6 separate regions of the Homo sapiens genome follow, and all the other regions are linked to region 6. Evidence: chromatin loops called from intact Hi-C (ENCODE). Cell type or tissue: MCF 10A. All regions are shown on one strand. Region 1 overlaps SSH2 (slingshot protein phosphatase 2). Region 2 overlaps GIT1 (GIT ArfGAP 1). Region 3 overlaps EFCAB5 (EF-hand calcium binding domain 5). Region 4 overlaps SSH2 (slingshot protein phosphatase 2). Region 5 overlaps EFCAB5 (EF-hand calcium binding domain 5). Region 6 holds the start of SSH2-AS1 (SSH2 antisense RNA 1).

What was found. Peaks named below come from ENCODE experiments on the same cell type or tissue, not always from the same donor. Only the 100,000 strongest peaks of a DNase experiment are listed, where the experiment ranks them.
Region 1: it touches region 6 in a loop (12-fold over the local background); 6 of 110 quality-filtered maps call a loop at or near these places.
Region 2: a loop joins it to region 6, with 12 times the contacts of the local background. A loop is called at or near these places in 9 of 110 quality-filtered maps.
Region 3: a loop joins it to region 6, with 20 times the contacts of the local background. A loop is called at or near these places in 16 of 110 quality-filtered maps.
Region 4: it touches region 6 in a loop (5-fold over the local background); 10 of 110 quality-filtered maps call a loop at or near these places.
Region 5: it touches region 6 in a loop (14-fold over the local background); 15 of 110 quality-filtered maps call a loop at or near these places.

The regions. Positions count from the first base shown.
Region 1 is chr17:29,805,410-29,810,409 of GRCh38, forward strand. The region is part of intron 2 of SSH2 (slingshot protein phosphatase 2); the gene reads right to left. Among named protein-coding and RNA genes, the nearest start is that of SSH2, 120 kb to the right of the region's middle. RefSeq lists an enhancer at 4,636-4,695. In MCF 10A, a CTCF peak has its summit at 2,566 (motif pointing right); a DNase peak (open chromatin) is centred at 2,542.
Region 2 is chr17:29,577,926-29,582,925 of GRCh38, forward strand. It overlaps GIT1 (GIT ArfGAP 1), which reads right to left. Exons shown (of 20, transcript NM_014030.4): 3 at 5,000; 4 at 4,773-4,878; 5 at 4,002-4,219; 6 at 3,817-3,911; 7 at 3,413-3,455; 8 at 806-854; 9 at 374-446. It also overlaps a transcript of TP53I13 not described here. Among named protein-coding and RNA genes, the nearest start is that of GIT1, 9.2 kb to the right of the region's middle. In MCF 10A, a CTCF peak has its summit at 2,567 (motif pointing right); DNase peaks (open chromatin) are centred at 2,586 and 4,206.
Region 3 is chr17:30,018,984-30,023,983 of GRCh38, forward strand. All of the region lies in intron 7 of EFCAB5 (EF-hand calcium binding domain 5), which reads left to right. Among named protein-coding and RNA genes, the nearest start is that of EFCAB5, 80 kb to the left of the region's middle. RefSeq lists a silencer at 2,728-3,022. In MCF 10A, a CTCF peak has its summit at 2,911 (motif pointing left); a DNase peak (open chromatin) is centred at 2,908.
Region 4 is chr17:29,708,128-29,713,127 of GRCh38, forward strand. The region is part of intron 3 of SSH2 (slingshot protein phosphatase 2); the gene reads right to left. Among named protein-coding and RNA genes, the nearest start is that of SSH2-AS1, 71 kb to the left of the region's middle. RefSeq lists an enhancer at 4,992-5,000. In MCF 10A, no CTCF peak of the experiment used is centred here; a DNase peak (open chromatin) is centred at 2,934.
Region 5 is chr17:30,090,971-30,095,970 of GRCh38, forward strand. EFCAB5 (EF-hand calcium binding domain 5) reads left to right here. Exons shown (of 23, transcript NM_198529.4): 21 at 901-1,187; 22 at 1,870-1,966. Among named protein-coding and RNA genes, the nearest start is that of NSRP1, 23 kb to the right of the region's middle. In MCF 10A, CTCF peaks have their summits at 2,700 (motif pointing left) and 4,969; DNase peaks (open chromatin) are centred at 2,731 and 4,911.
Region 6 is chr17:29,637,171-29,642,170 of GRCh38, forward strand. The region is part of intron 14 of SSH2 (slingshot protein phosphatase 2); the gene reads right to left. SSH2-AS1 (SSH2 antisense RNA 1) reads left to right here and starts at 2,331. Exons shown (of 2, transcript XR_001752823.2): 1 at 2,331-2,561; 2 at 3,491-3,731. It also overlaps the pseudogene RNU6-920P. RefSeq lists enhancers at 2,200-2,509, 2,381-2,675. In MCF 10A, a CTCF peak has its summit at 2,526; DNase peaks (open chromatin) are centred at 2,371 and 2,521.

The DNA of each region.
Region 1 (5,000 bases), 170 kb after region 6:
CTCCCAAAGTGCTGGGATTACAGGCGTGAGCCACCATGCCCGGCCCTCATGCCTATAAGTTCTTATTCTTTAGCTCTGACGTTGGTCCGCTGGTGTGCTGGAGCTGGCTAGGTTGTTAGATAACAATTGTTACATTTTTAGGAACCTTGTGAGACACGTCGGTAGCCAAGGCGGATGTGTTTATCAGCAAAATCAGCAAATGCCACACATGAGCCCCTGCTTAGAAAACAGGCTTTTAAACATTTACTAGCATACAACAAGTTGTGGGGCCTCGGAATCAGTACATTAAAAAAGCTCTGTAGATAACTGATAAGCAGTTAAGACTGAAAACCTTTGGCTTAAAGGTTTGGAGAAACAACATCAAAAAGCCCAGGGTACACATAGCCTCTGCCTACTCAAGGTACCTGTGCTAGGTAACCAAGGAGAGCAGTATGATCATAGAAACTCAGCTATCAAAAAAAAAAAAAATTCCCTTCCTAGACTGTAAGCTCTGTAGAGCAGGACTATGTTTTTATAGTGCTAAGCATACAGAAGATGCTCAGTAGATATTAGACAAATTAATAAATGTGGTTCAAGATTTCACAACCAGTAAGTGGCAAAACCAGAAATAAACTTAGGCTAATTTCACTATATTTTGTACTTTTTTCCTCCATTAAGTTATTAGTCATATACTTGGTTTGCCAATCCAAGATGAGTGCTTAAATATGGGGCAGACAGCATGCGGCACCCATCATAAGATAGTAAGAAGACTCTGCCTCTGTGTCATTCTCTTGTTTGCCAGAACCAGAAAAGTCAACAAAGTCTCTTCATGATTATTGTCTCATTTGAACCACTCCGGAATGAATGCCATGTAGGTATGATTATAGCCTTATTTTTCAGTTGATGAATCTGCCTCATGGAAGTGAGATAATTTGCTCAAAGTAACCTAAGAGTACACAGCCAAGTCAGGATTCTGTCTGAAAAGGTCAAATAACACCTTCTACCAGAACAGGTTGCTCCTCTTGTGTTAAAGGAATGCTCCAGATTCTGCTCCCTTCCATTCAGGTGAAATTCCAGATCCCACTTTCTGAAGACCCCACACTTGGTCCATTTCCTTCATTGTAGCCTGAGCCCTCAATATGGACATAGAGTCTTATGTTCAGCCAATACATACTGATACAGCTGTACTAACTGTTAAAATATTGAAATAGTGACTGCCTGGAGCCCCTCTGAGTGTGTCATGATCCAGCCACAACCAGGTAAATGCCTAGTGCAGCAGGGGACGTCCAGGTCTTGCTCCCATCTTTTCTGATTGGTTGATGGCTATACCATACTAGTTGTGAAATATTTTGAATATCTCCTCCTCTACTTATAGCCACATCTCTTCTGTTCTCTAAACTTTGGTTTAAAACTCTTAACTGTGATCTTAGCTTCACCTGGGGGATCCTACCTGTATGCCTCTTTTGCCCATATATGTTTTCTTATTCGTCTGTCCTACCAGCTATACCAATTGCTTAGCCTGGCATCTGGGTTTAGCACCAGGCCTCTGCTACACGTGATTACCACGCTTCCACAAGAAACTTAAACAATGAGAAGCACTCATAACACCTGGAAGAGGCTAAATAAAATCCATCTGTTATGTTTCTTGTAGCATTAAACATTCTAATTGTTCATGGATATAAAGAACAAGAGGACTAACCAAGGTTACAAAAGGAAACATTATCTAGAAATAAGGACGAAGAACATGTAAAGAAGGATAATGAAGCAACACCGATTACTTAACAAATACTCCTAAATGAACAGCATAATTTTCTCAAACTTTCTAAAATCACTTTCAAACTACAAAGTAGGGAAATACAGTTAGTGGCCCAAGTAAAAAAGAAATTAGAATATTTAAGATGTAGGTATACTGCTAAGACAGTTTTCATTAGGGGGAAATGAATTGTTACTACGTTAATATTTTACTATTTATATTTAAATCTAGACAATTACCTTTTCAGCTATCAATAGAGGAAAAGAGGATATTGAATATCTCTGAACAGCAAATAATCAATATACTCACTGAGAGCTGCTGGAGTCTATAGGGGACACAGAAAAGTGTGAAACAGTACCATACTCAAGGAGTTCATCTGCCTGAAGGGGAGTTCATCTGCCTGTTTTATCTGAAAAGTTGTTCCAAAATATACAGTATAAATGTATGGCACAGGAAGTACATGTCACAGGAATTCAGAAGAGAGATGAAGAAAAGGGAAGAGCAGTAGAAATACATTTGACATCTTGGAGTGGCAGTGAACTGACTAGCTGAGTTAAAACCCAGAGCTTTCCTTAAGGTAGGCTGCAAAGATAAGCTGCAGGAGACAGGACTTTGAACCTGATCCTATGAGGTAGCCAGGGAAGGTATTTATTAGCATCTTAGAAAATTATAAATATGTTGTTTTGATGGCTTTTTTTTTTTTTTTTTTTTTTTAGGAAACACTACAATTTGGAAAGCCAATCGAGAAAAGTTAGGTAGTTTTTCCAAAGCCAGTGACACTGCTAATTTAACTATGGGCCTCCACTAGAGGGCAGACGAGTCGAAGCTTACACTGTGGTTGAACTGGAGAAAGCAGTGCATTCATAGAAAATTCTGAGAAAATTATTTTGTTTAAAGACCATTTTCAGTGCCTTCAAACTTGGACAGAGTCTTTAGCTAGCAGATCAGTCTTTCACAGAAAATCTTTCTGTGGTATAAAATGCTTCTTTTTTTGTTTTGTTTTTGAGACGGAGTCTCGCTCTTGTCACCCAGGCTGGAGTGCAGTGGCGCAATTTCGGCTCACTGCAACTTCCGCCTCCCAGGTTCAAGCAATTCTCCTGCCTCAGCCTTCTGAGTAACAGGGATTACAGGCGCCCGCCATCACGCCTGGCTAATTTTTGTACTTTTAGTAGAGACGGGGTTTCGCCATGTTGGCCAGGCTGGTCTCGAACTCCTGACCTCAGGTGATCCGCCCGCCTCGGCCTCCCAAAGTGCTGGGATTACAGGCATGAGCCACCACAGCCGGCCTAACGTGCTTCTTAATTGCAAAATAGACCAGTAGAAAAGTTATACTTTGGGAGTCTGGCTCAGCTGACAGCCACATGTGCTTATATGTGGTAGGCATATCTGGAATGCCAACAACAGCACTCATCACTGACTATCTTACCTCAATCTTCCCCACTCATCTCAGGCACATCCTAACCACCACCCAAGTTGATGTCTAACTATGTGTATACTATCTGGACCATAATTTCAATCTAGATTTTCCTTTTCATTTTGGTCAACTGGGGAAGTTCTTTATCCCTTTAAAGTCAGAGGTAAGGTGAGGCCACTAGACAAAGACTCTGATATGTGCATTTGCCTCAGCAGGCTGAGGAGCTGTTATATGGTGGAGTGGGGGTTGGTAGGAGCCTTCAGTTCTCATTAACTAGAACACAAGGTGAATGATAACAACTAAATAAAAAGGTTGAGAATTTCATTAAACTTTTGAGAGGCTAAGGCTAGATTTTGTAAAGTACTATAAACTCCTTTTTCTGCTTTGATCTCTTGTCAAAAAAAGATGTATGAGCAGGCTGGGAATGGTGGCTCATGTCTGTAATCCTGGGACTTTGGGAGGCTGAGGCGGGCAGGTCACTTGAGGTCAGGAGTTCAAGACCAGCCTGGCCAACATGGCAAAACTTCGTCTCTACTAAAAATAAAAAAATTAGCCATGCGTGGTGGCACACGCCTGTAGTCCCAGCTACTCAGGAAGTTGAGGCACAAGAATCACCTGAACCCAGGAAGCGGAGGTTGCAGTCAGCTGAGATTGCACCACTGCACTCCAGCCTGGGCAACAGAGTGAGACTCTGTCTCTAAATAAATAAATATGCAAAAGCAATCCTATTTAGTAGCTTGATAGACTGCCATTAGCTGGAAGTTAATTTTCCTCTACTCCTCACCAGTGTTAGTATCACAAGTATTTTCTTTTACCCATATCCTACAAAATGATATCATTTAGTTTCAGATATAGGTACACTTCAACTGCAGGTGAATTTTGCTGTACTTAAAGTCTTGTAGTATCTCTAACATACCACTCCGTCTTGTCTCAGACTTTACTGTTCCCTCTGCCTAGAATACCCTTCATTCCCCCTTTTGCTTGCCTACTTCTATTAATCCTTTATTCCCTCATTCATGAGATGAAATCTAACTCTGAAGCCCAGACTGCAGGGCAGTGGTGTGATTATAGCTCACTGCAGCCTTGAACTCCTAGGTTCAAGAGATTCCCCCACCTCAGCCTCCTGAGTAACTGAGACTACAGGCACACACCACCGTGCCCAGCTCATTAAAAAAAATTTTTTTTAGAGACAGGGTCTCGCTTGGTTGACCAGGCTGGTTTCGAACACCTGGCTCCGAGCAATCCTTCCACCTCGGCCTCCCAAAGTGCTGGGATTACAGGCATGAGCCACCCCACCAGCCCTACTTATCTTTTAGATTGGAACTTAGGTGTCCCTTTCTCCAGAGGCCTTCCTTGATCCCTCTAGGACTGGGTTCCACGGTCTTTCCAAATACAACCATACTCCCTCTACAGTTCTCTAGTGTAGCAATTCTCACACTGCCTGTTTACTTGTTGGTCTCCATATTATAAGCTTGAAGGCAGGAACTGTCTCTTGATCACTGCTGTATACTCAGCACCTAGCAATGCTGAATAAAAATTTTGAATAAATGACTAATGTAAAAGAAAGAACAAGTATTGTAGGACAGATTCTCCAACCAAGGTGCCCCATTTTCTATAATGTAGATTCAGTCTGCAAACACCCTGATTTAAAATACAAAAAGATAGTAATTCCTCAAACAAGAATATTCTTAGCTATAGCCATCCCACATTTTCACATACGCAACCATTTTAGAGACTGCACAACAGAATTCTCATAGAAACAAAGATGAATGGGTCAATGTTGTCAATAATAATCATAAATTAGGGAACTAATCATCATCATCTGCTTTTAGAAGTGGGTTCTATTTATTTTAT
Region 2 (5,000 bases), 59 kb before region 6:
TGGGGACAGACAAATGGAACAAGGCCAGTGCCACTCATCCAAACCCAGAGTTTGGGCTGGAATCCGGCTGTGGCCAGGAAGGAGTGATGCAGGGGGGTGGAGCGGTACCAGGGAGACAGCCAAAGTGGGAGGCTGCCAGAGCAAGAGGAGCCCCAGTCTGAGGCTGGGGGAGGAGCACGCTAGCCGCCTCCCCCTCAGCACTCTACCCAGCCTGGGATGCTGCCCAGGCAGGCTCACAGCCAGCAGGGGCTCATCTGCAGGCCTCTGAGCAGCCCCAACCCCAGGCACCCCTTCTTAGCCCAGTAAAGGACCAGAGACCCATGCCTGGGCCGCTCGGGTCCTCCACGCCAGACACTCCTGCTCCCTGACTCACCTGCATCATTTTCTCTTCGATCCACCTCGTCATACACGTCCATGGCGAGTTCCTCAAAAAGCCGGTTGCTGAGCTGGAGGAAGAGAGGGGCCCAGATGTTGTCAGATGCATCGGCTCCCAGTGCCAAGGCCAGCTCCCCAGCATGTTGTGAGCCTTGGGGAACCGGTGGCCTTCCTTGTGCTGCCCAGCCCCTACAGTCTCAGAATGGGAAAGTGGAAAGGGATCATGTTCCAAACTCCAAGGTGGGAGAGAAGGGACCAGTCCATCCCCTTGTAGGGAGGTCAGGGAGAGGGGACTGCTGAGGCCAGTGAGGGGACAGGTCAAAGACTTGGAAAAGGTCATCGAGTCAGAGGCAGAGGAAGCAAGAGCAGAGGGTGGGGGATCAGAGAGGGGCCAGCTTCAAGTGTCAGGGCACTGTTGGAGCAGACTTACCGCCTGCAGCTTCTTCTTAGCAGCTTTGGCCAATTCGGATAAGTCAAGGCTGAGGGCAGAGGGAGATGGGAATTGGGAGGAGAGGAGAGACCTGAGAGGTGGCCAGGCCCATGCCAGCAACCTCCCCAACATGCAGGGATCCCGGGGAGATGGCACCCCAGATGCTGCACACCAAATGCCTCCCCGCCCTACCCCACCTTCAGGCCTGCTGCCCCGGCAGGCACCATATACCTCTGAGACATGCACTTTTGCCGAGATCTAAGTCCAGAGGAAGGCAGCAGAGGGAAGAACAGGACAGAGGCGGCAGTTACCCAGGAGCAGGGCAGCACACGCCTTTTCACATCAGGCCCAGACCCATCTCCACGCACACCCGGCCCAGAAGGGACAAAGCTGAATTCATCTCACCGCGTCCCCCACCCCTCCTCCTCTGGCTTGCTCTTCCTCTCAGTGACCTGTTTGTCCACCACCAGTGTCAGCCACCTGGCAGTCACCTGAAGCCTCCCTCACCCTCCAGTCCTAGTGAAGCTCCCCAGGTTCCTCAATCACCTGTTGCCTGGGCTTTGTAAGTTTCTTAATCTCCCTCCTTCTAGTTTTGTCCCTACAATCCTGTTCCACCCAGCAGCCAGGGTGATTTTTTGGATACACCTGGCTGCACTACCCCTTGCCTTAAGGCACTGCAGTGATAACAGGTGCATATGGCACACTCCAAACATACTTCATCAGAATACCCTAGGGACGGGCACAGTGGCTCACACCTGTAATCCTAGCACTTTGGGAGGCCAAGGTGGGAGGTTCGCTTGAGGCCAGGAGGTGGAGACCAGCCTGGGCAACACAGAGATACAAAAGCAATTTAAAAATTAGCTGAGCACGGTGGCATGTGCCTGTAGTCCCAGCTACTCAAGAGGCTATGGTAGGAGGATCGTTTGAGGCTGTGGTAAGCTATGATCAAGCCACCGCACTCCAGCCTGGGCAACAGAGCGAGACCCCAACTCTTAAAAAAAAAAAAAGGCTAAACATTTTGCATACATTCTTATCTAATCCTCTCCTCCCTGAAAAATAGATGCTGTCATCTCCATTTCCAGGAGAGATAACCAAGGCTCAGAGAGGTCAAGCAGCCTGCAAGTCACACAGCCAGTAAGCAGCAGAGATGACTTCACACTTCTGTGCCTGGAACTCTCCGCTCTCGGGATGGTCACTGCTCCTGCTGATGCTCTCGGGGCTGCTCATTCTCCAGCTCGTCTCTATCCCAGTCTTGCTTGTAGGGTTCCCTGCCTCCCATGCTGTGCTCCAGCCCGGGGGCTGCCTCCATTCCCATGCAGCATTTCTACCCTCCATGCCTCTGCCTCTCTTGCTGCACTCCCCCATGAGGACTAGAATCACCTGGCTAGGCTGCCTCCCCAGCTAGATTGTGAGCTCCTTAAGGGCAGGGATTGTGTCTCAGCTGCCTCTGTGCTCCCAGTGCCAAGAGCAGTAGCTGGCTCCGGGAAGGTGCTCAGTTAATGTGCTGTTGAATGGAGCCCATATTTGGGTGTATTTACCATACACATGCACGCATGCACACACAACCCAGGTAGAATCAGACCATAGAAGTAGGAGCCTTGGGGTCTGGAAGAGGTCTGGGTTTAGGATCTGAGTCGCCCAGGCCTGGTTATGCCCATCTGCCCACACAGGCCCTTGGGGAGGAGAGCACCTCCTCTCTCCAGATCCAGGCCAGCAGGCACAGCCTGGCATGAGGACATGGCCATCAGAGGTGGCCACCAGGTGGCACCAGCATCCATCTTATGTGCTGGGTGAGTGGCAGGGGGTGTCCCACACTGCCTCTCAGACGGAAGCAGAAACACCTCATTCAACCAGCCTCAGCGCACGTGCCTAATTCTGAGCACGCTAGAGGCCTAGCCAGCAGTCACAAAGTTAGTCACATCCCTGAAGCCCACCCATCTTTTCAGCGAAGAGCAGAGGCTTCTCTAAAGACAGTGGGGTCGGTGCCACTGGGACAGAACCCAGTGGCCCACCCTCCCAGCCGGAGGTAGCTTCTGTTTCTTTTTCTTTTTTTTTTTTTTGAGACGGAGTTTGGAGTTTTGCTCTTGTTGCTCAGGCTGGAGTGCAATGGCGTGCTCTCGGCTCACCGCAACCTCTACCTCCTGTGTTCAAGCGATTCTCCTGTCTCAGCCTCCCGAGTAGCTGAGATACAGGCATGCGCCACCACGCCTGGCTAATTTTGTATTTTTGGTAGAGACGGGGTTTCTCCATGTTGGCCAGGCTAGTCTTGAACTCCCGACCTCAGGTGATCCGCCCGCCTCGGCCTCCCAAAGTGCTGGGATTACAGGCGTGAGCCACCGCGCCCGGCCCACAGGTAGCTTCTCACACCCAAGCCCTCCATGTACTTGACAGTCACGGGGCTCAGGCTATGCGGGCCACATATGGAGCTGACATTTTTTACCTGCCTTGGGGCCCAGCATTAGGGACTGAGGACTAAGCTGTGCCTCTAGTCTCTGGGGGGAGGGAGCAGGGTCCTAGGCCTCTGAAACCTGGGCTGGGAGCTCTGGGGGTCAGCCACCCACATGGCATCCAACAGCCTCTGGAAAGGGGCATCAGGTGGGCACTCACCTGTCAGCCATCTGTGGGATGATGTAATGCCCATTCTTGTGATCTGAACAAAAATAAAAATGCCAAGTCACTCACTAGTGCTGGGTGGCCTCAGCAGCTGGGAGCCCACCTCACTGCCATGAGCAGGGCTGGCACCCAGAAGTGTCAGGGGAAAGTGGGGAGGGCAGGCCACCCCCAAGAATGCTGGGAGCTCGTGGGAGGATGCAGGATGCCCACCCCCACTCCCTAGCCCCAGCGATGCTATGGCCCAGAGCCTGCAGTAATTTCACAGGAGCCAGTTGCCTAGCAACATTGCTCCCCAGCCGCTCTGTCACCATGGCACCTGCTGCCGGGTGCGTCCAGGTCCCACCTGCCCAGCCCCAGCCAGGCCTGTCACAGCCAGGCGCCCCCCAAGCTCTGCTCACCCGGCTTGCGTCCACAGAGGTAGAAGGCCAGCCGGTCAGTGAGCTCATATTGGCACTCAACCAGCCTTTCCGCCAGCTCATGGTGCCCCGCCTGCCTGTGAGGAGGGGGTATGGCTCAGACCTGCAGCAGCAGCCCTCACCCACACCCCCACCCACCCACACTGCACCCTTCAGCCGACCCTCACCTGGCATAGTCAATGGGTGTGCGGCCATTAACATCAGGGGAGCCAGGGTCAGCCCCATACACTACAAGCAGCTCGGCCTGCAGTGTCTGTCCTGCCTTGGCAGCCACGTGCAGAGGTGTGGTGCCCTTCTCTGGGTGGAAGAAGTTGGCCTGGGCACCCAGGGAGAGCAGGCGCAGACATGTCTCCAGGTTGCCTGTCCGCACGCTCGAGTGTAGTTGCTAAGAGGAGCAGAGTGTGCAGTGAATACGCATGTGCGTGAGGCGCACCTCCCCACCCACAAGCTGCACCCTGGCTGCCCCTGGGACACCTAGCAGCTCCAAGGAGGCCTGCCCAAACCAGACTATGTCGGGAGGACAGAGGCTTCCCGCTAGGGGTTAATGCCAATTAATAAACGCTGCCGTCAGTCACCATCTACCACGTGTGCTGTGTGCCCTGCTTAGATACTATTTATGAAGTAGATGCTGTTATTTCTTTCCCATTTTACAGATGAGTAAACTGAGGCTATGAGTGGCTAAGCAACTACCCCCAGGTTTTCCCAGCTTCTGAGTGGCAGCTGTGGGCTTCTAGCCTTGTGTGTCTACTTGGTTGCTGGGGAGCCTCAGCCACACACGGCCTGACCCAACAATCTGCTCTCTCCACCCTGTCTACTGTTACCCTGACCTGGCTGCCTTTGGGGCCCAGGGCTCAGTGGGGACAAAGGAGAGGCCTTCAGAGAGTCGTGGATGGGAAGAAGAGGAGGGGGCCACCCATCTGTTGTAGGGCCCCTCAAACCTTGCTGAGGTCTTTGGCGGTGACTCCATCATCGTCCCGGCAGGGAAGCTTGTGCACAAATGCCAGCATCTGGTACTTGGCCCTGATGAACTCTGACTTGATGGGGCTGCATGGGGCACACAGGAGGAATGGGGAGCATGGTGGGAGAGGGTGGTCACCTTGCCACCTCCCAGGGCCCTGTCCCGGACTGCGCAGTCTCTGCCCACCACCCCTCCAGCCCCACTCACT
Region 3 (5,000 bases), 380 kb after region 6:
GTATGGATGCTTTCTTGACTTTCTTCCTAGCCTGACACCAGTTTGTTTTCACTTTGAATCTTCAGTTTAGAGGCTTGACATTTTCTTTTCTGGTGACTCTTCTGATTCCTCCTGTTAGAGTAAGAGAGGAAGAGAAGAGGAAAGTGCCTCTGGAACAAATGCAGTCTTTGTAAGCATGCCTGGGCTTTGTATTCTGTTTTATTCCATCCATTTATTCATTTATTTATTCAATAAATATGTTTGCTCTTATTTATAATGAACATTCTGATAAATACCAAGCTGAAGAGTTTCCCTCTATGCTTAATTTAATTGAGTGTTTTTAAAGCAAAAATTGATTTTGAGTATTATCAAAAGGCTTATTTTATTTATTGAGTAATCATATGATTATATTGATTTATTCTATTAATATAATGAATTAGATCAACAAATTCCCAAATATTGAACCATCCCTCTCTCCCTCTCTCTTTTTTTTTTTTTTTGAGATGGAGTTTCACTCTTGTCGCCCAGGCTGGAGTGCAGTGGTGTGATCTCAGCTCACTGCAACCTCCGCCTTCCTGGTTCAAGCAATTCTCCAGCCTCAGCATCCTGAGTAGCTGGGATTACAAGTGCCTGCCATCACACCTGGCTAATTTTTGTATTTTTAGTAGAGACGGGGTTTTCCCATATTGGCCAGGCCGGTCTTGAACTCCTGACCTCAGGTGATCCACACACCTCGGCCTCCCAAAGTGCTAGGATTACAGGCGTGAGCCACCGTGCCCAGCCCATCCCTCTGTTTCTAGAATAAGCCTCAGTCATGCATATTTTAGAAGAATTCCTAAAATCAGTCTTTTAATTCTCAGTTGTGCTTTTGTTCTTCATCTATTATTCAGCGCCTCTATTTAGTTTATTTTTATCAACATTTTTAATTGACAAATTATAATACGTGTATTTATGTACAACGGGATGTTTATATATATAAAATGTAGAATGATTAAATCAAGCTAATTAACATATTCATCATCTCACATCATTTTTCAAGATTTTACATATGTGAGATCGTGTTGTATTTGTCTTTCTGTACTTGGCTTATTTCACTTAGCATAATGTCTTCCAAGTTTATCCATGTTGTCACAAATGACAACATTTCCTTCTTTTTTAAGGCCAAATTATATTCCATTGTGTATATACACCACATTTAATCTACTCATTGTTAATGAATACTTAGATGGTTCCATATATTGGCTATTGTGAATAATACTGCAAAGAATATTAGAGTACAGATTTCTTTTTGGCATAGTCTCTATTTAGTTAAAAATTGTGTTATAATTGTTATTTCTATGAATATTTTCCTTCTTTCGGCTTAGTTTAAGTTGGATTTTACCTATGCACTATTCTTTTTTTTTTTTTCTTTTTTTTTTTTGAGACAGAGTCTCTCTCTGTTGCCCAGGCTTGAATGCAATGGCATGATCTCGATTCACTGCAACCTCCGCCTTCCAGGTTCAAGCAATTCTCCTGCCTCAGCCTCCCGAGTAGCTGGGATTACAGGCGTGTGCCACCATGCACAGCTAATTTTTGTATTTTTAGTAGAGGCCAAGTTGGCCAGGCTGGTCTCAAACTCCTGACCTCAGGTGACCCACCCGCCTCGGCCTCCCTAAGTGATGGGATTACAGGTGTGAGCCACTGTGCCTGGCCCACATATGCACTATTCTTAAAATCTGTAGTATGTAGTCTTGTTTATAATTATACTCTGAGACCCTATAAAGAGACATCCCAAGATAATATGAATTCATCTTTCATGTGATGGCAGTTGACTCTCATCCTCCACAGCAGGCTCAAGCCTGACCTTCCAATAAGGTGACTCTGAACCAGTGCAATTAAATTTTTTGGACCCCACTGTGGTCACTTTTTAATGTGTATGCCAGCTGTTGGGGTTACAGAGGTAAGTGAGGAGACAAACAGGCAAATAATTACAAATTATTGTATCAGCATGTCAGAGGAGGAACATTAACAGAGTAGGTGAGCCAAGATGTCTCAGATAATATATATAGCTGGGTCTTAATATGTATGTAGCTGGACAGATGTAGGAAAAGCAGAAAGGCTTTCCAGGAAGGAACAACATGTAAAAAGACATAAAGGTCTGAAAGAGTATGGTTTGTCTACATGATAGGAAATAATTTTTTTTTTTTTACTAGGATGTGAGGAATATGACTGGGGAAGGATGAGAAATAAGAGAGGAAAGTTAGGTTAGAACTCCATCTACAAAGATATTATATAGAATGCTAATGAGTTTATATAAGTACTATTAGGTATATATCACCTTTACCCCATTTTCTCCTTTGTGTCATTTTTTATATATATAACATATAAATATTTAATAAATATGGTATATATTATATGTAAATATATAAATATTTTTACATTTATATAAAATATGAGCATGTATTTGTGTGTTGTTATATATAATATAATGTTTATTAAATATTTATATATAAATATATATAATACATGTATATAAAACAACACACAAATGAGAAAATGGAGTGATATACATTATTTATTTTATATATATAAACAAATATAATTTTGTTTTAATGGATGGCTTGATCTAATTAATATTAGTTTTCCTGAAATTTCCCACTTTCTCTTCTTGAAGTGCAAACAGCACACAATCAGACACTTTCATTATAAAGAAGAGCTGTTACCTGAACAGAAACAAGAAAGTATTTCTTACATAGAAATATTTATTGAAAGTTTTTAGTTATCTCACCAACAAATCATTGGGCCATCCCATATGACATAGAAGTAGTGTTTGGAGCACTTGCTTTCAAAGAGATTGCTTTAAAGCTATCTTATCAGTACTCATTTAACGAAACTGGAAGATAATGTAATAATAAATGTTGGGCTTGAAGTAGAGATGTTACACACAGGTGCCGCCTAGTGGAGATACTATGTCATACAATTGCCCCTCAGATCATTTGTAAAGAGCAATGTAATTAGTACTCAGGATGGAGTATGGAGAAAACTGAGTCACTGAGTAATAATTAATATAGAGAAAAAGAGAAATGGAGAGAATGAATGTCACAGATGCCTTCATATTCCTACCATTTTCCTAGCGTATCTGTTTTCTGATGGATAAATGAACAGGTGATAATCTGTTTGTTGACTGTGACCTCTCTCACTTTTCATCTGTTTTATCATAGTAAATGAAGACCCAAAGTAACTACTTTAGAATGTTTACTTCTGGTCTCTTAGTTATTAAGAAAATAAAAAATATTTACTCAATACAATAATGCATTGTTGTATGGGAGTGTGTCTGTAGGTATATGCAGGAATTTATTTCCCCGTCTGAGGGTTGGAGACACACATGTGCACAGACATACTGGATTGGACTAGGGTAGAACCAGAGAAGGAGAGGATCAAAATATTAGTAAATTAAGGACACATGCAGGCACGCACACAAGCACGTGCACACAAACACACACATATAATTACAAAGCAATGAACAGACGGCAATGAACAGATGCAAACATTATAAACTAGTATATTCATTGCTGCTGAGGGATGCATAGCAGAAGAAAAGTGAGACTTCAGCAGGGTGGGTTAAGTGTAGGAAACTCGTCTGGTGGTCGTGAGTTTTAATTTTCTTCCACCTTCCACTTTGTTTCCTTACTTCAGAAAGAACCTTAAGAACAATGTTTTCAAAATTCATATACTGACGGAAACAATTTAAAAGGTAGAATATACTGGTTTATTTTGTTTTGTTTTATAAGTCAAGTGTTTAGAAATATGTTTTAGGACTATATCAGGTTTGTTTTAAATTATCAGAACACTAGCAAATGTAAAAGAACAGAAATTATAACAAACTATCTCTCGGACCACAGTGCAATCAAACTAGAACTCAGGATTAAGAAACTCACTCAAAACCACTCAACTAAATGGAAACTGAACAACTTGCTCCTGAATGACTACTGGGTACATAACGAAATGAAGGCAGAAATAAAGATGTTCTTTGAAACCAACGAGAACAAAGACACAACATACCAGAATCTCTGGGACACATTCAAAGCAGTGTGTAGAGGGAAATTTATAGCACTAAATGCCCACAAGAGAAAGCAGGAAAGATCCAAAATTGACACCCTAACATCACAATTAAAAGAACTAGAAAAGAAAGAGCAAACACATTCAAAAGCTAGCAGAAGGCAAGAAATAACTAAAATCAGAGCAGAACTGAAGGAAATAGAGACAAAAAAAACCCTTCAAAAAATTAATGAATCCAGGAGCTGGTTTTTTGAAAGGATCAACAAAATTGATAGAGCACTAGCAAGACTAATAAAGAAAAAACGAGAGAAGAATCAAATAGACGCAATAAAAAATGATAAAGGGGATATCACCACCGATCCCACAGAAATACAAACTACCATCAGAGAATACTACAAACACCTCTACTCAAATAAACTAGAAAATCTAGAAGAAATGGATAAATTCCTCGACACATACACTCTCCCAAGACTAAACCAGGAAGAAGTTGAATCACTGAATAGACCAATAACAGGCTCTGAAATTGTGGCAATAATCAATAGCTTACCAACCAAAAAGAGTCCAGGACCAGATGGATTCGCTGCCGAATTCTACCAGAGGTACAAGGAGGAACTGGTACCATTCCTTCTGAAACTATTCCAATCAATAGAAAAAGAGGGAATCCTCCCTAACTCATTTTATGAGGCCAGCATCATCCTGATACCAAAGCCGGGCAGAGACACAACAAAAAAAGAGAATTTTAGACTAATATCCTTGATGAACATTGATGCAAAAATCCTGAATAAAATACTGGCAAACCGAATCCAGCAACACATCAAAAAGCTTATCCACCATGATCAAGTGAGCTTTATCTCTGGGATGCAAGGCTGGTTCAATATATGCAAATCAATAAATGTAATCCAGCATATAAACAGAACTGAAGACAAAAGCCACATGATTATCTCAATAGATGCAGAAAAGGCCTTTGACAAAATTCAACAACC
Region 4 (5,000 bases), 71 kb after region 6:
TGCATATGAAGAAAATTATATGTAAATTTAATCACATATACTTTTGTGTAAGATAAAAGGTTGGTATATCTTGCCAGAATAGTAAAAGATTTATTATGTAAATATGTCTTCCTGAAACAGCTGCTTAAAAATTCAATTGACAAGGAGTTGTCAATTGTCTAATTAAAAAGTCTGTTCTTGCTAGGCGTGGTGGCTCACACCTGTAATCCCAACACTTTGGGAGGCCAAGGCGGGCAGATCACCTGAGGTCAGGAGTTCGAGATCAGCCTGGCCAACATGGCGAAACCCCATCTCGACTAAAAATACAAAAAAATTAGCCAGGCGTGGTGGCGGGTGCCTGTAATCCCAGCTGCTAGGGAGGCTGAGGCAAGAGAATCACTGGAACCTGGGAGGCGGAGGTTGCAGTGAGCCGAGATTGTGCCACTGCACTCCAGCCTGGACGACAGAGGGGAACTCTGCTTCAAAAAAAAAAAAAAAAAACAAACAAAAAAACCGGTTCTTTAGAAAGGCAGGTGAAAACTTTTTCATGTTTCTGAATTGACTAGTTCTGTAGAGTCTGGCACAGAAACAGAACTGCAGTAAACTCTATGAAGTCATTTGTATGTGATTACAGATACCTAAGTTAAATATAACCCCGAAGGACTTAAGAAGCCCCACAGTAAGGAATGAATGAGATAAAGAAAATACTATTTTCTTGATCTAAAGAGAATAATTAGCTGCTTGATACAAAAATGACAGAATCACCTTTCTAATAGAGCACTCCTGACAGTGAAGTTCTCCAGAGTCTTTATAACTTAAAAACATCTATGCTTCTCTTTGCCATAGATTGCTTGCTCAATAAGGGGAAAGTCATCCCTAGTTAAGAAATATATATATATATATATATATAGAGAGAGAGAGAGAGAGAGAGAGAGAGAGAGAGAGAGCTAATAATAGCTAACTCAACTAGATATCTACTGTATGCTAGGTGCATTTTACATTACTTTATTTAACCTTCCTAACAATTCTATGAAGTAGGTACTATTTTTACCCCCAATATACATGTAAGAGACTGAGGGCTCAGAGATCATAAGTTACTTGCCTAAAATCTATACAGCTAGTAAGCCTCAGAGCAAGGATTCAAACCAAGATTTGACTTGAAAGCTTATGCTCCAAATCATGCTCTACCATGTTGTTTTCGCTTTATGATATAGTTTATGGCGGACGAAATACAATGTCTTACCTACACACCTTTTCAACAGAATAGAATTTAAAAGTAGAGTACAGGGGCTGAGTGTGGTGGCTCATGCCTGTAATCCCAGCACTTTGGGAGGCCAAGGAGGGTGGATCACTTGAGGCCAGGAGTTCAAAACCAGCCTGGCCATCATGGCAAAACTCCGTCTCTACTAAAAATACAAAAATTAGCCAGGTGTGGTGGCACACGCTTATAATCCCAGCTACTTGGGAGGCTGAGGCAAGAGAATTGCTTGAACTCTGGAGGTGGAGTTTGCAGTGAGCTGAGATCACGCCACTGCACTCCAGCCTGGGAAACAGAGCGAAACTCCATTTCAAAAAAAAAATGTAGAGTACAGGAGTGAGAGAAAAGAACTGAAATCCATTCGGATTCCAACTCTTCTCATTTTCCCCACCACTTCCCCAACAAGGCCATAAACAGAAAGACTACACTGAGGGGAATAAAGAACATGTCTGAGATGAATCCAGCTGGGCTGGACAGTAGAGCAAGTTGTAATATCTGTTGGGAATGACAGTGGCATCTCAGTCTCAAAAAATGGAGGAAAGAGCACTCGGCTTTAAATATATTTGGGAAAGTGCTCTGTGACAATCCTTTCTGATCAAAATCACTTCCTAAAGTATGACATTTGTTAACTGGTAGTTTCTTCTTAGACAAAGTGTGGAGGAAAAGGTCAACTAAGGGAAGAAAATATTTAACTGTTCTGAGGTTGAAATAATCTTTGAGGAATGTGGCCAGGGTGATCATCCATGACCAGCAGGAAGGTCAAGGAAGCAAAACAAAGCAACAACATACCTGGCCTAACTGCTGAACGTCAGTTGGATAGAAATTCCACTGTTCTACATGCACACATATAAGAAGAAATGGCTCATTTACTATGAGAAATCAAGTGGCACAAAGTAGATGTTATACTAAAATGAAGGAAGCAGATTTTCATGTTTATGTTTGTAATGCCAAACTCTGGAGTTGGTTTGATATTTCTGCTTGAAGCCAAAATTAGCAGGCAAATTATTGTGTAATAACGACTGCATGCAGTATTATTGCACAAAGTGAGTTGGTTGGTATTTATGTTAAATTCAAGTACCACACATAATCTGAACTCATACTTTTGTCTTGAAGAATACTCATCTAGCAAAAACTTTCAAATATATTCCACTCTCCCAATATTTTTCTCCTCCTGATAAGCCTTCTCTGCTTCGTTGTTTAATTTTCAGATTCAAGGTGCTAGGACAGCTTCTGTCAACCCCACTAGGTGGAAAGGAATTCATGTTCCCACTTGGTGTGACCACACCACAGACAGGGAATTTCATAATAAAAAGTTTCAAATATCAGACCAGAGTTCAAGGAATTACACAACTATCAATACTAATGCCTAATGAAAAAATCTGGCCAAACCCCTAAAACTGGAAGGAAAAAGTAACTGTTCCTTGATGTATGCAACCTGGCTTCAAAAGTCAAAAGTACACCTCTAGGTAGTGAAGAAAATGTGATTCTGTAATCCTAAAGGAATTTAGAATACAACAGGAGAAAATCCAAACTCATATATTGTAATGTTCTCTGTAATTAGACATTCCCGCCCTACCCCTGCAGCATGACCAAACATTGAATACTAGAATGCCCAGCCATACCTGGAACCCTCTCCCTGAGGGCATTGACTTCCCAGACACATGCCTCTGAATGCAAGAGTCAGGATTATTTATCTCCTTATCACCAGACCAGCAGAGACTGGGCCACATGAGTAAACCAATTACCGGCCGAAGCAGAGAAGAGCTTAGGACTCTGGTTCTTACTCATTAACGATAACCATCAGACTTAGTTCCAGCTCATCTTCCACTTAAACTCTGTTGCACAATGCCCAGCACAACTATACTAGGATGCAGCTATCTGTTTTTCCCCTTTCCTAAAACTGAAGGGGGGAAAAAGGATCTGTTTGTTCAAGATTGAGAGACAAATTCCAATCTGGACGAAACTTCCTGGTCTTTTCACTACAGATCATCAATGGAAGGCAAAAACAAAACAAAAAACCAAAATTACTTGTTCTGTTCATTTTGAATGTTCACTTACTGATACGATCTTCTAATTCCATTTTTGCTTTAACCATGTGCATCTTAGAAATGTCTGACAGAGACATAATTTAGGATCAATAATTTTACCATTGGTCATACAATTAACCTTCTAGCTTTTACAGATGGGGCACATCTGCTTTGACATTTGTTGGTTTTGGCTGTTCAGCAATAGATTTATCTTTTTCAATATCACCCTACTCTCCTTTTGGGGAATCCATTCAAATGTGGTTCTAGTGGCGTCCAACTCTGGAACTGCAAGGGGTTTTGTAGGAAGCTGGAATGTGGCTTACATCTGGCAGTTGGAAATTCTCCCCGTGGAATCTGAATCTCCCCTGGAAACTCTCCCCTGGGACCATACCCCATTATTCGTACTGCTTTAGATACATGGGGAGTGTCGAGGTATGGGACACTCTGCTCCTGCTCCCTGGTCTTCCCTGAATGACTTTAGCTCTTTCCTTTGAACCCCAAATATCTGAGACAGGTCTCGGTCAATTTAGGAAGTTTATTTTGCCAAAGTTAAGAATGTATGCCTGTGACACAGCCTGAGGAGGTCCTGACGACATGTTCCCAATGTGGTCGGGGCACAGCTTGGTTTTATACATTTTAGGGAGACATGAGACATCAATCGATATATGTAAAATGTACACTGGTTCCGTCAAGAAAGGCGAGATAACTCGAAGTGGGGAGAGGACTTCCAGGTCATAGGCAGATACAAGACAAATGGTTGCATTCTTTTGGGTTTCTGATTAGCCTTTCCAAAGAAGGCAATCAGGTTTGCATTTATTTCACTGGGCAGAGGAGGGATGACTTTGAGTTCTGTCTGTCCTTTGTCCACAAGGAAATTCCTTGTGAGGGAGGTATGTAGCTTTTAAAAAACTTAGTAGCTATCTTTTTAGGAATAGAATGGGGGGCAGTTTTGCCCTAAGCACTTCCCAGCTTGACTTTTCCCTTTGGCTTGGTGATGATTTGGGTGATGATTTTGAGATTTATTTTCCTTTCATATGTCTGTTCTCTAAGTTTGGTCCTCTAGCCTCCCATTAGGATGTCTGACAACTTTCTGACAAATATTTTACTTATGATAGTTAAAATTCATTTCTGGCTGAGCGCGGTGGCTCACGCCTGTAATCTCAGTACTTTGGAAGGCCAAGGTGGGTGGATCACTTGAGGTCAGGAGTTCGAGACCCGCCTGGCCAACATGGTGAAACCCCATCTCTACTAAAAATACAAAAATTAGCCGGGCATGGTGGCATGTGCCTGTAATCCCAGCTACTCGGAAGGCTGAGGCAGGAGAATTGCTTGAATCCGGGAGGTGGAATTTGCACTGAGCCAAGATCACGTCACTGTACTCCAGCCTGGGTGACAGAGTAAGACTGTCTCAAAAACAAAACAAAACAAAACATTTATGAGCTTGTAACAGAGAATCTAATATATCAACTGAAGCCCAGAGAATTTACTGATTTACCCTAAAATCACATAGCTAGTTAGCAGTAGGGCTGGGCTTAAGCCCCCATGTCATCTGACACTCTGGGCAGCACTTTAACCCTTTATTCTGTGTTCGATGTTATTACAACAGGACATATTGCTAAATAATAGCTTAAACAACTAGCAGTTAAAAACACTGCCAGTTGAGGCTGGGCATGGTGGCTCACGCCTGTAATTCCAGCACTTTGGGAGGCTGAGGCGGGTGGATCACGACATCAGGA
Region 5 (5,000 bases), 450 kb after region 6:
TTATTTCATTCAATCCTTGCCATAACCCTATGAGATGAATAGTGATACCCCACTTACAGGTGAGGAAAGTAAGCAAATTGCCCCCAGTCACACAGTTAAGAAATGGTGAGGGCTGGATTTGAACCTAGATTTGGGTGCTCTTCCCACTATGTTATACAGCATTAAGTAATCAGAACATCTCGTTTTACAGATAAAGATGCTAAAGACTGCAAAAGTAAAGTGGATTATCTAAGGTCCAATAGCAAGCTGGTGGGAGAGCCAGGATTAGACTTTAGTTTTTGTGATTCCACATCCACTAGGCTACTCTCAGCGCAATGCCAGCTGGAGAGAGGGAGGGAGGAAGAAGGCCTGGAAACCTTTGGCTTCCTAGAATGAAGTGAATAGAATTAGCAGAGTAACACTATGTGGGATTGAGCCAAAAGATTTGTAACTATGTCATAGAGTGGGATAAGAAGAAAGGAGAAATTTCATGTCTCCTAAGTGTTCACTATGTGTAACGCCTGTAACTAAGCACTTTTACATATATCATCTTCTCTAATTCTCACAGCTAACCAAGGAAGTAGGGATTAAGCCCATTTTCACAGAAGAGGAAAAGGATATTCAGAGAGACAATAGACTAATAAGGGTGACAGCGTGTGTTCAAACCAGGGTCTAACTCTAAAACCCAAGTTTTTGCCTTTTCTCAAAGCCTCTTCCTATGAGCTTCACCGGGAGTAATTTCATTGCTTTCTTTTGATTTCATGGCTAAAGAAACTGAGATTGTTTAAAACCAAAGGCTATGGTCTGCTTTTTCTTGACAAAAACATTTACTATAATATGTTCAGAATCCTATGAAAAAGTAATGTACAGCAATGTACATTAGACTGAACAGCAATGTGAGCTATCATTTTGTTATTCCAGAGATTGAAAATGTCAGGGAAGTCCAGCGGGCAGGAATTCTCTTCTTCCGAATCATGCTGCTCGAGCTACAGGAAAGCATCCAACTACTCAATTCCATGGAATTTGTGTCACTGTTGCTCTATGACCATACTCTTGTAACAGAGCCAAATTCTCCTCAAGACAGCAAATCTATGGAGTTGGAAGCCAACGTGAAACTAGTGCGTGACATCCTGAAGGCGGTTATCTTGTTCTTTCATCCAGAGTTGGAATTTTCAAGTGACTTTGGAAGTTGGGATAAGTGTAAATTTGTAAGTTTTTTTTTAAAAAGCACCTTTTAAATTGAAGAATCGCCTAAACAAATTTAACTGTACAAATCATAATTGCATAAATCATAAGGGTACAAATGCAAGAATTTTTACTGAGTGGAACACGTTCACGTAACCAGACCTAGATCAAGAAATAGAGCATTTATGGAATCCCAAAAGCTCTCCTTTGTACCCTTCCTCATCATCCCTTCACCCCACCCACCCCAAGGGTAACCATCATCTTTTTTTTGAGACGGAGTTTCACTCTTGTTGCCCAGGCTGGAGTGCGATGGCGCTATCTCGGCTCACTGCAACCTCCACCTCCTGGGTTCAAGCAATTCTCCTGCCTCAGCCTCTCGAGTAGCTGGGATTACAGGTGCCCGCCACCACGCCCAGCTAATTTTCTGTATTTTTAGTTGAAACTGGGTTTCACCATGTTAGCCAGGCTGGTCTCGAACTCCTGACCTCAGGTGGTCCTCCCACCTGGGCTTCTCAAAGTGCTGGGATTACAGGCGTGAGCCACCACACCCGGCCATGGGTAACCATCATCTTCACTTCTAACACCATTGATTGGTTTTGCCTATTTTAAAATCTATATAAATGGAATTATGTAAGCTGTTGAACTGGGCACTGTATTTCTGCTTCCTGGTGATCCCATAAATTTTCTCTTGTTGTTTGTTCACAGTATGTTAACAAATATTTAGTCAACAATATTTGTGCCTTTGATCCAACTGCCAAGCATGTGGAAGTTAATGTACAGCTTATTGATGAATATATCAGAGGTAAATTTCCACTTAATTACAGCCTAAATCTATGCCAACAGCAATAAAACACAGTTGTGATTTTTATTAGGATAAAGCAAGTGGGTCATAAATTCAGTTTTTAGGAGAAAATAGTTATAAGTCTTCTAAGAGGAGGGACACTATGTAATCTATTGCATCATTCCCCAAAGTCATTGTCTATGCCACATTTTGAGAATTCAAAAGCACATCTATCTCCCACTTATTGACTACATGTGCATTATTTATTTTTAAAAATGCAAATGGGGCTGCAATGAGAATGGAAATTTTAAGCAAAAAGGCTATCTTTAGCTTAATAAATAACCAAAGAAAATAATAGACTTTTTCAAGGAGGAGAATCACCAAGAATGGAGAGCAGCGAGGCTCTCAGGTTGGAGAAGACGATTAGCTGTTTGGCCACAGGGAATAGGCCACATATGAGAGTAAATATACAAACAGAGGCCCAAGGTCCTCCACTGACCTGTATTCTCCCACCAGAGGCCTCAGGCTGTGATGAGGAATTCATTTATAGTTTGTTTTTTTCTTTGTTATGAAAAGTAATCATAATTGGGAAAATGGCTCTGTAGAAATTGCTCACTAAATCTATCCCTTTCCTCCTCTTCCCGCTCTCCTACTATCTGTGGAGGCTCTAGACCAACGCAGAAGAGTTTCTGGATTAACGGGGAACTATCCTAGCTTATTCCTGAGAAGCCTTGACCACCAACGCTACCCACCACTTTCTGCTTTCCAATAGTGCCCTCTGGTGGAAGAAATATTAATTGCAGTTAACGGAGCCCGACTCAGCCAGAAAATAGCCCATAGGCTCCCCAATCACCACCGCCAAGCCTTTAGTGTTAACCACAGTCTCCGCAGCAATCAAGAAAGTTCGTAGGTCACCCAGATACCAACCCTCTCTCCTTCAGATGCAGTTATATCAGGAAATTCTAAGCTTCCAGCTTAGGGGAAGGGAGAGGAATTCTTCGGGGTGCCTTTCTGTTTGTGCCAGAAGGAGAGGAGTCTTCAGGCAGGGCAATCTGCTGCTGGAAGTTTACCTGGCCTAGCAGCTTTAAGTAAGGGCCCTACTCCACGAATCTACCCAGAATGAAATGTCACCAATAATACCTGTAGGTTCAGCCTGTGACAGGCAGAGACTGCTGGACTATATAGCATAGCTCCTAACCCACCACGCCTTCCAAACTATTATTTTACCAAAAGGGCAGAATTAGGACTGGTAATGTGTCCATACTTTCTTAGGGCTTCCGCTGCCAACTCTCACCCCCACTTCATCCTAGTTCAGGAAAAGAGTATTTCCTAATGTAAATGACGAGTTGATGGGTGCAGCAAACAAACATGGCACATGTATACCTATGTAACAAACCTGCATGTTGTGCACATGTGCCCTAAAACTTACAGTATAATAATAATTTTTTTAAAAAGAAAGAAAAGGGTATTTTTGGCCAGGCACAGTGACTCACACCTGTAATCCCGACACTTTGGGAGGCCAACGTGGGCAGATTGCTTGAGCCCAGAAGTTGGAGACTAGCGTGGACAACATGGCAAAATCTTGTCTCTCCAAAAAAAAAAAAAAAAAAAAAAAAAAATAACTGGGTGTGGTGGTGCACGCCTGTAATCCCAGCTACTCAGGAGGCTGAGGTGGGAGATCACTTGAGCCCAGGAGGTTGAGGCTGCTGTGAAATGTGATCATGCCACTGCACTCCAGCCTGGGCAACAGAATGAGATCCTGTCTCAAAAACAACAACAACAAAAAGGAGATACTTTTTTTATTCTGATGAAACTCTAGGCAGCTGTGTCTTGCCTTTAGATTGAGCCAGTCATCTGTGAAGTAACATTGGGTAGCTTTGTTGGGCAGGCCTGGCCTCCCAAGACTGTGCCATTGCAGGTGAGTGCTGCTGACATACTTCCCTGTGGGGGACCCTCTGACTCCAGTGAGCACTCCCAGACAGCTGTGTTTGCAGTAGTACATCAATAGCCTACTATTCTCTGTCACTTTGCCTAAGATACTCCTAGTAGTTGGTCTTTTCTACCTGGAGATTCATGACGTGACCACCCTCTCAAGGACCTATTCTCCCCACTCCACTTGGGACCTCTGCTGCCAGCCTCACCTGGTCGTTCAGGATGCCCCATAACTGCTGCATGTCTCCCTCCCAGGAATTTTAGACAGATGTTGCCTGTTTGGAAATGTTCTTAGACCCAGAGGCAAGAAGAGCTGTCCCCTATTGCAAGTATAACCAGAATCACTTTTCTGTGTAGAACCTGGGTCTCTGCCAAGTGACCATACCTCCTCCCCTAAATCCAAGTGTTTACAAGTCCACAGACATTGGTCTTGGCAGGAGTGCCCCCGGCCCTCCACTTCTCCTACAGGGGTCCCAGAGCTCCAACTCTGTCAAAGCAGCCAGAGGCTCAGTGCTGTCACCATTTATAAAGAAACCCACCAGCTTCCTCAATAAAATGACACCATGATCCTCTAAGGGTGACAATGAAGGAAGGTGCCTTCAGGGGAGGACTGCTGGACTCACAGTCCTAATTAACTTTTATCTTCAAGATTCGCCTTCCCTGGGAGATCCTTCCCTAATTGCTACTGCTGCCATCATGGTGGCTCTCATAGGTGCCACGCTCCCTGCAACTCCATTACAAAAATGGAACATGACTCATTCCTTAACTCCCCACTGCACAGCTAAGGACCTGACAGGAACCTTGGTAGAATGATTCTACCGACAATCCAGAAATAACAAGTAGGAAACAGCACTGAATCTGCAACTCTGAGGACATGCCTTTTTCTTTGAAATGGGTCAAGCCAAAATGGACAACCAGACACCAAGAACATTGTTCTGTCCTATTCATTTAAACCTTCTGTATGCTAACATTGGTTTGGATTCAATTACAGTTCTCTGCAGTCTTTTTGGACTTAGTCATCTTGAATGGGAATTGTTGGCTCCCTCTTAAGGAAAAAACTTGCCATCGCAGCTAGACTTGGGTTTAATAGAGAGCTAAGAGTGCACCATTTATTTACAAGTTG
Region 6 (5,000 bases):
TTACTGCAATCTCTGCCTCCCAGGTTCAAGCAATTCTCCCACCTCAGCCTCCCGAGTAGCTGGGATTACAGGAACATGCCACCATGCCTGGCTAATTTTTGTATTTTTAGTAGAGATGGGGTTTCGCCATGTTGACCAGGCTGGTCTTGAACTTCTGACCTCGAGTGATATGCCCACATTGGCCCCCCACCACACCCAGCTGAACTGTAGATTTTAAAGACTGAAATCTGGCAATAGCTCTCCAAATTTAACCCTTTAACCAACAATTCTTCCTTAATACATTTTTCTTGGAGGAATACTACTACAAGTACACACAGATATCCATATGGCCAGGTAAGGTGGCTCACGCCTGTAATCTCAGCACTTCATGGGAGGCCGAGGCGGGCAGATCGCTTGAGCCCAGAAGTTCGAGACCAGCCTGGGCAACATGGTAAAACTCCATCTGTACAAAAATATAAAAAATTATCCAGGTGTGGTGGCGTATGACTGTAGTCTTAGCTACTCAGGGGGCTGAGGTGGGAGGATTGCTTGAACCCAGGAGGGTGAGGATGCAGTGAGCTGAGATTGTGCCACTGCACCCAGCCTGGGTGACTGAGTGATCCCTTGTCTCAAAAAAAAAATAAAAAATAAAAATAAAGAAAGATATATACAGATATTTACTGGCCGGCTGCCGTGGCTCATGCCTGTAATCCTAGCACTTTGGGAGGCTAAGGCGGGCGGATCGCTTGAGGTCAGGAGTTCGAGACCAGCCTGGCCAACATGGTGAAACCCCGTCTCTACTAAAAATACAAAAATTAGCTGGGAGTGGTAGCGGGCACCTGTAATCCCAGCTACTCGGGAGGCTGAGACAGGAGAACTCCTTGAACCCGGGAGGCAGAGGTTGCAGTGGGCCGAGATTGCACCAATGCACTCCAGCCTGGGTGACACAGCGAGACTCCATCTCAAATAAACAAACAAATAAACAAAAAAAGATATTTACTATGACACTATTTGTGATACTAAAAGATGAGACACCAAACAACAACAAAAAAGGATTTACATTATAATCCATACAACTATATGCTGTGGAGCTGTTAAAAGCTGTCAGGTCTACAGAAATCTTCTGTGGTAAGAAAAAAAAAAAACTAAAAGGAAAAAAAAAACCTGTCAGGTATTTTAGTGGAATGATATACAAGGTATACTATTCAGTAAAAAAAAAAACCTCAAACACATTTGAAATTAGTGTCTATGTTAGAATAATATAGGAAAAAATCTGGAGGAACATCACCAAACTGATAATAGTGATTCTTTCAAGAAAGGTAGAAATACTTCTGGGGAAGGCTTTTACTTTCTATATTTTACACACACACACACACACACACACACACACACACACACACACACACACACACAGAGACAGGGTATCACACTGCCACCAGGCTGGAGTGCAGTGAAACGATCAGAGCTCACTGCAGCCTCAACCTCCTGGGCTCAGGTGATTCTCCTGCCTCAGCCTCCTTTTAGTAGTAGCTGGGACTACAGGTGTTTGCCACCACGCCTGGCTGATTTTTTTATTTTTTATTTTTGTGGAGATGGGGGTCTCACTATGTTGCCCAGGCTGGTCTTGAACTCCTGGGTTCAAGTGATCCTCCTGCCTTGGCCTCAGGGATTATTGGAGTGAGCCACCAAGCCTGGCCTCTATATTTTTACAATTTTTGAATTTAAAAAATGGGCATGTTTAAAAATTATAATCAGAAAAAAACCTACTAAAATCAAAACATACAAGTAACACAAAGGGAATACTCTGTTGGAACCTATTACCAAGTCCTCATAACTAGGATGAAGAACTGATGGTAAGCATTCTGGAATCAGAAAGCAAAGGAACGGCTAGTAAATTTGGAGAGAAAGCTTAGTAACAGAATGAAGGGAACAGCATAAAGGATAGGCCCTTTCAGAAGAATCTCTGGGTAAAAATCATTAAGCTAAGGAGACACGTGGAAAAAGCAGGTGGGCCAAAGGAAGACTCCCCTCCATCACCATTTTATGAAAGAGGTCTGAGGTAGGGAGGAGATTTCATTTCAAACCACACACTCTTAAACAGTTCCCAAAACCCCAGCCAAAAAGAGAACGGTGGCCCTTTTGTTGGTCAGGTTCATCTGCCCAGGAAACAGGTCACTAAGTATGGTCCTTGGGGGTGTGGTCTCCATGACTTACAAGCTGATGAGGAGTTACCAAACCGCAGGGTGGAATGGGAAACTCAGCCCAAAACAACTTGCCCTGGGCTCCGGGCCACGCCTGGGCTCTGCCGAGTCATGCTCAGGCGCCTGCACTAATGTGACCCCCTGTTTGTTCTCAACTCTGCACCTGCTCTCAGCTCCCCCTGCCTGTCTGCTGCTTGGGTGGGGCTCTCTCTGACTCATGCCTGCACAGCAAAGGGGTGCTTTCCTGGGAAGGAGCAGGTCAATCTTTTTATGAAGACAAGCTGTAATCAATCAGCTGGGTATAAGATGGGGTTTTCACCCTTTCCAAGCTGCATGAGCTCCAGCCACCCCTAGGAGGAGACAACATATCACGCATCTCAAGTGAGTGGCTGTGGGGAGGGGCAAGCTGACTGTTTGGATAGGTGGGGCCTAAGTTGTACATTATGACCAACTGAGGCCAGTGGTTTCCTTTTAAAGTTTCTTCTCTTATATGCAGACATCCTTGTTTCCTGAAATAAATATGAGTGTATTCCCCAATTTCTATCCCTCACCTATCATGAGGATGTTCAAACCTGCACCAGCTTCTCTCACCCACCATAGTAGGACAATGCCTGGGATGCAAATCACTGGGAAGACCTCTCAGGGGGTGGCTGTTTTCACTCTTCTAATAACAGAACAGGCAAAATGAGAAGTTTAATGATCCCAAGAATCCTCCAAAGTATGTTTTTTTTTTGTTTTTTTTTTTTGAGACGGAGTCTCGCTCTGTCACCCAGGCTGGAGTGCAGTGGCGCGATCTCGGCTCACTGCAAGCTCCACTTCCCGGGTTCACGCCATTCTCCTGCCTCAGCCTCCTGAGTAGCTGGGACTACAGGCACCCGCCACCACGCCTGGCTATTTTTGTATTTTTAGTAGAGACGGGGTTTCACCGTGTTAGCCAGGATGGTCTCCATCTCCTGACCTCGTGATCCGCTTGCCTCAGCCTCCCAAAGTGCTGGGATTATAGGCGTGAGCCACCACGCCCGGCCCCTCCAAAGTATGTTTTTTAAACTGCCTGCAGATCACTAATCAGTCAGGAGAGAATGAGAGACTGAAGTTATGCTAATAGGCAGCAACAGTGCATGTTTCAGAGGAAGTCTGACATCGCAGCTGTGTAACCAGCAGGGATTTCCTTCTCTTCCTTGGGGAGAAAATCATCAGAAAATACTGGGCCAGGGCTCTGGAATTAAACTGACACTTGTAAAAGAGAGAGAAAAAAAAAACAATCTAAAGATAGGTCTGATGCTGCTGCCTTGTTTTCATTTTTGCAATAGGACCTGGAGGGAGAATGGCAAGCAGCTGATTCATCTCCATTGCCTGTGAAACACTGCTACTCCACGTGTCACTTCTCACTCAGGGGTCCCCTCCTCACTCCTCCCTACTCAAGGGTAACCTCCATCCTGAATTTTGTGCTTATCATTCCCTTTTTTTTTCTTTATAGTGTCAACATGTTTTGTTCCTAATACTGCTTTGTTTTGCATGTCTTGAACTTTATATAAATGGTATCCCACTGTATATATTCTTCACCAATGGATTTTTTTTTTAAAGATTCATCACTGTGTATAAAGGTAATCCACAGAGTGTAATGAGTATGCCACAATTTATTTCCCTTCTGTTGGTTCAAGCAATTCTCCTGCCTCAGCCTCCAGAGTAGTTGGAATTATAGGCATGCGCCACCATGCCTGGCTAATTTTTGTATTTTTAGTAGACACAGGGTATCACCATGTTGGACCAGGCTGGTCTCAAACTCCTGACCTCAAGTGATCTGCCCGCCTCGGCCTCCCAAAGTGTTGGCATTACAGATATGAGCCACCACGCCTGGCCTCATCATGTTTTAGTCGGTTACACTAAACTGTTTTTTTCCAATGAAGCTTTGTCCTGAGACAGTTTATTCTAACACTTCATCACTGGTAGGAATAGATGTAATGTATTAGATCATATCTATTATTTTAAACTATTAAATTTTAAACTCGGCCGACTCCCCACCTCCCACCCCCTTCCAGGCAGGCAGCAAATAAACAGCTTGCCAAAAAGGAACTTCAGAGTTGGTCTGTATCCTGGATGATATAACCAAGTCTCAGATCCTTTTCCCCCTTGAGTGGCCTCTGACCTGAATTTGGATTCATATAAAGACACAGACATACATAAGGTGATGAGGTCATTCTGGGAAATAATTGGCCTTTTACCTAGTTAATGAACAAGAGGAAATTTTATTTTTATTTTTAAATATTTTTAAGTTGTCAGCCTTGTGTAGGGGCCATGCCAATCTTCTCTGTATAGTTCCAATTTTAGTGTATGTGCTGCCCAAGTGAGCACAAGAAGAAGGAAATTTAAATGACAGATGCATAAGTCGTCCCATTATCTTGCCTCCACTTTCATATTGTTACGTGTTTGGTGAAACATCAACTCTGAGAAAGTTATATAAAGGAAAAGGCTGCTAAAAATGGAGTACTTGCGCCTGTAATCTAGCTACTCAGGAGGCTAAAGCATGATGATCACTCCTAGAGCCTAGGAGTTGAGTGAGACTAGCCTGGGCAATATAGACATTGTCTTTTTTTTTTTTTTTTTTAAAAAAAGAGGGCCAGGAGTTATAGTAAAATCAGGCTGCCTATAGTTACTTTTTGGGGTATTAGGCAGCCTGTATAAAGGAAGAGAAAAAGCATTATCTGAATATTTTTTTGTGTGATGTGCATCGCCCAAGATGCTTTAAGATTATTTAACTGGAAAGCTAGTAAGAAAATCCTTTTAAATCTCCATTGCTCTTGGCTGTCACCTGACCAGGAG